Linked DNA regions of Homo sapiens: region 2 is linked to region 1. A link is a loop called in an ENCODE intact Hi-C map of the cell type or tissue named here. Cell type or tissue: Caco-2. All regions are shown on one strand. Region 1 has its middle 8.6 kb from the start of CCDC69. Region 2 overlaps TNIP1 (TNFAIP3 interacting protein 1).

Evidence for each region. Peaks named below come from ENCODE experiments on the same cell type or tissue, not always from the same donor. Only the 100,000 strongest peaks of a DNase experiment are listed, where the experiment ranks them.
Region 2: a loop joins it to region 1, with 5 times the contacts of the local background. A loop is called at or near these places in 33 of 110 quality-filtered maps.

What each region holds. Positions count from the first base shown.
Region 1 is chr5:151,231,484-151,233,983 of GRCh38, reverse strand. No RefSeq gene overlaps it. Among named protein-coding and RNA genes, the nearest start is that of CCDC69, 8.6 kb to the right of the region's middle. In Caco-2, no CTCF peak of the experiment used is centred here; no DNase peak of the experiment used is centred here.
Region 2 is chr5:151,061,254-151,063,753 of GRCh38, reverse strand. TNIP1 (TNFAIP3 interacting protein 1) reads left to right here. Exons shown (of 18, transcript NM_006058.5): 3 at 7-141; 4 at 1,542-1,627. Among named protein-coding and RNA genes, the nearest start is that of TNIP1, 19 kb to the left of the region's middle. In Caco-2, no CTCF peak of the experiment used is centred here; no DNase peak of the experiment used is centred here.

The DNA.
Region 1 (2,500 bases):
ACCTTGCCAAAAATAAAAATAAAAAAATTGAGCCGGGCATAGTGGTATGCACCTATAGTCCCAGCTACTTGGGAGGCTGAGGCAGAAGATCGCTTGAGCCCTGGAGTTTGAGGCTGCAGTGCACCATGATCGTGCCTGTGAATAGCCACTGCGCTCTAGCCTGGGCAACACATCAAAACCCTATCTCTTAAAAAAAAAGAAAAAAGATTTTCAGTTTCACTTAGAAAATTAGAAGGTCAGGCCAATCAGGGCCTCCATTTCCTTCTAACACCAATCCACTGCAGTGCAGCCACCTGTGCTCCTTTTGGTTTGGTATATGGCCCCCAGTTTGCACCTGTCCCCAACTTATACTAGCCTTTTTCTAATTTAGGTACCTACCTAGCCCTATAGACATTTGGGTTTTAACCTGCAGACCTAGGTATATCTCCCATATATTCTGGGCCACTCCGATTTACAAATATTATTCTACCTCCTTGTCCCTCTAAATGTCCCAGAAATTCCAATATTTTGGCGAACAGTAATGCATGAATAGAATCAGATCAATAAAAATATACATAAGTCACAAAATTTCTTTGCTACCTCATGTGGTCCAATTTTCAGTTTGGAAAGCCCAGTTGCTGACCTCACCATCCTCCAACTCTCATTCCCATTGTTTTATGTGGGTAAGACCCTCCCACTAGGGTAGAACAAGGAAGATGCATCAGGACCCAGGACCAGGAAATGCCAGGTTTCCCAGAAGAAGGGGTCAAGGCATAGTCGTCTGTTGGAAAACGGTTGCTTAAGTTATGATTACATAGCAGGCTATACAGGTTGAAAAATATTCACTTTTCAAATCAAAGAATGAAGTGGGCTGCTGGAAATGAGGATCCACTGAACAAGGCTATACAGTTAATGTGTCTGCAGTTGGATAGAATTGAGAGCATGATGTCAGTGGGAATATGCAGAAGGTGCAGATGGTCCCTTGATGAGATGTATATTGGGGGAGGCAAGGTAGAGGGGTAGGGAGTTTACTGTCTGCTTGCAGCCGGGCAAGTGAATACCCAGCTCTGTTCTGAGCCTGGAAAGACCCAAGCTAATGCTGGAGTCCTGCTCAGTCAATTACTTATAAATCAACACGCTGCTCATCAGAAGACTGTATCCAAAAGGGAGCCTCAGAATCTCCAAAGCAAGGAAGGATTCTCCTAAGGTCTCTAGATGTGGGGTGGTTCAGGGCCTGGCTCATGTAGCCCATGGAACAGTCCACCATGTTTCACACGAAGGATGTGGGTAGGGGTGGTCTAGACACTAGACACCCAGTGTTGCCAAGGATGTCTCAAACCCAGAAAACAGTGCTTACCCATCGACTCACTGAGCCCTGGACCCTACTTTGTCCCTCATCTCTGTGTCCATTTTTTTTAAGTCTATCAGACATCTATCAGACATGAGGAGGACATGAAGGTCTAAAGCAGTGGTTCTCAAACATAAGCACACATCACAATTATGGGGAGGAGATGTTAAAACACAGATTGCTGAGGCCCACACCCAGGATGTCTGATGCTTTTCTAACAATTTCCCAAGAGATGCTGATGCTGTTAAAGCCTGGTCCACATTTTGAGAGCCACTGATGCAATGAAATGTTCACTATTGTTCATTCCTAGCGGCCTCCAGACCCCACAGCTTACTTAAGGAAAGCATGTGCAGTTTTCCCTAGAGAGTATTCCCAGGCAGCTGGACATGGTGGCTTACACCTGTAATCCCAGCACTTTGGGAGGCCAAGACGGGAGGATCACTTGAGGCCAGGAATTCAAGACAATACTGGGCAACATGGCAAAACCCTGTCTCTACAAAAAAATACAAAAATTAGCCAAGCATGGTGGCACATGCCCATAGTCCCAGCTACTCAGGAGGCTGAGGTGGGAGGATCACCTGAACCCCGGAGGTCGAGGCTGCAGTGAGCCATGATTGCATCACTGCACTCCAGCCTGGGCAACAGGGCGAGACTTTGTCTCAAAAAAAAAAAAGAGAGAGTATTTCTAGGTGATGTTCTGTGCTCCTCCTACTCTTACCATCCAAGCTCCTTAGGGATCTTTATCTGAACTTCACTGAACAGAGAAAGCACTGGCCGACCATGATTTACATGAACTGACTCTTGGTAAAGAAAGTGGTAAAGTGAATCTTTTGATGCCTCTCCCAAGGCAGCCCAAATCCCAAACTACAGCTCTCCTGGGAAAATAGGCAGGGATGACTTCTTGCTAATTAGTGTTACTCAGATTCAATTCTCCTTTCCAAGGACTTACCCTTTCATTCAATTCAACACAATCCAATCCAATCCATGTAGCAATTCAGTTCCCTGGCAAGGAGACCCACACAAGCTTTGGGGCAGTAAAGCTCAACCTTGAGTGTGAAGATTCCTCTGACTCAGTCCTCTCAGTCCTGATGCAGTGGATGGGGAAAAGAGAGAGAAGTCCAGAGAAACTGCACTTTAACCAATCCCTGATGCTTCTGAAGCAAATGAGCCTGC
Region 2 (2,500 bases), 170 kb after region 1:
CTCTAGGGGAGCTTTTGGAAGAGTCCCAGATGGAAGCGACCAGGCTCCGGCAGAAGGCAGAGGAGCTAGTGAAGGACAACGAGCTGCTCCCACCACCTTCTCCCTCCTTGGGCTCCTTCGACCCCCTGGCTGAGCTCACAGGTATAAGAGGAGTCTGGGTACCTCTGACTCTCCCTGTACCCCAAACTGCCCAAATCCTTCACAGTGAACTCCCTTCTTATGCCAAAACCCACATTCTCTCGTTTATCCTTAGGTCACAGGCTACCCTTCCATTCATGTTTTGGCTGCCACATCCCCCAGAAGGTCAGATTTGGAAGGGACTTCAAAACAATCTTGTTAAAAATAGCCAGTGACTCAGCACTCCTGAGGCCCCAGCAGACATGAGTAATAGATACAACAGTTGACTACATTGCAGTCCTGTGGCCTTGGGGTCTTTATCAGCATATTTAATATTTAATGAGCAGCTACTGTGTGCCAGGCATCGCACTCCAAGCAGCTACTCCCTGTCACTTGGAGCTGGCATATGAGTTGGAAGCTCCCTGGTCGTGCCCTGCGCGTCCATTTTACAATTAGGGAAGCTGAGGCCCAGGGAAGAAGCTGGGCTTGCCTGTTAGCCTGCTGCAGCGTATTTCAGATGTAAGGTTACGTGTGCTGCCCATTAAAGGACAGGGTGACTGTGGCTCGGGGTTGAAGTCCCATGTATGGTAGAGGCATCACCATGCGTACAGAGTGTGCATTACTCTGGCATGTCTCCAAGTCCAGGGTAAGGTCTGGGACCAGGATGGAAATGATCCGCACCTCAGCTGGACTCAGATGCCTCCTGCTGCAGCTCTACTGTATGGTATCTGGCCCAGGCCAATGTGACAGCCTTCTATTGGCTGGTGGTTGCATTTGCTGAATGGACAAATGGAGGAAAGTGATGGTCTCAGAGTCCACTGTGCTGCAGTCAGTGGGCATTTCCAGCCTCTGCTTGTCTATTCAGCAATGTTCCTGAGTTCCTGATTGGTGCCAGGTCCACTCTCAGAGTGAGAAATGAAGCTACCTTCAAGGAGCTCCCTGCAGCAAGGACTGCAGGAAGTCAGGGAGGGAGGGCCAAGTCTCAGTCCTGAGTTTGCAGTTGCTGGCTATGTGGCTGTGGGCAAGTTGATGACCTTCCCAAGCCTCAGTGTCCTGACCTTTAAAATGGGGATATGGGGCTTTTATGAGAATGGCTGGGATAATAGATACATAAAGACTTTTCAAATTGTAAATCATTGTCTTTATCATTGAGGCCTGTTCAGGGCAGCAAGGAGCAGCAGCCAACTTGGGATTTTCCCAGTAAGCCCAGGGAGCATGGTCTCTCTGCTCAGGCTCTGCCCCGTCACTCCAGGGCAGGCCATTTTCTCAGACTACCTGGCCCTGATGAGACCACCTCCCATTCTCCCACACTCGAGTGGGGAATCCTGTCTGAGAACCCTTTTGTCAAGGGCTGTCCTTGAGAGGGTGGTACCTGGGCTTCTCCCCTTCCCAGTCAGTTCATCTGTGCTTTCTTGATTCTCCAGGAAAGGACTCAAATGTCACAGCATCTCCCACAGCCCCTGCATGCCCCAGTGACAAGCCAGCACCAGTCCAGAAGCCTCCATCCAGTGTAAGTTTTATTTGGAGTCATGGGTGGAGGTTGCCTGGATGGACCTCAAGTCCTACTGACAGATACAAGAACATGAAGAAAGAGGGTTGAGGTCAAGAAACTGTGTTCCGTCTCGCTGGGTGATATTGGGCAAGTCCATCGCAAACTCTCTGGGGCCTCAGCCTCCCCATTTTGAAATGAAGGTCATAGTTAAAACTTACCAGGAAGACCCTGGTATGTACAAGGAATTCTTCTCACTTACTAAGTTGTATACTGTTAAGTATCACTGAGTGTGCACAGTGCTAGGAAAACAGACAGATGTGACATGGAGCTCACATTCTCAAAGAGGGCTCAGAAACTATCTTCTACAGGCTGGGCGCAGTGGCTCATGCCTATAATCCCAGCACTTGGGGAGGCTGAGGCAGGAGGATTGCTTGAACCCAGGAGTTTGAGACCAGCCTGGGCAGGATAGTGAGACTCCATCTCTCTAAGAAAAAAAGTAGTCAGGTGTGATGGTGTATGTCTGTGGTTCCAGCTACTTGGGAGGCTGGCTGAGGCAGAAGGGTCGCTTGAGCCCAGGAGGTCAAGGCTGCAGTGAGCCATGTTGATGCCACCACACTCCAGCCTGGGTGACAGAGTCAGACCCTCTCATAAAAAAAAAAAAAAATCTACAGATTTGGCTGGAGAAGTTTTGCTTGGTATCCTACAAGGGATTGCATAGTTCAGCATCCTTATCCTACAGATCAGGTGCAGGGAAAGAAGGACCTGTTCTGAGGTTACACGGGTAATGGGGAAAATGTAGATGGAGGAGGGAGACTTTCTAGGGCAGGGCCAAGAGCCAGAGGTGAGTTCTTGGTGGCCATGAGGGTCAGCTGGAAGCTGAGCACTGACTCC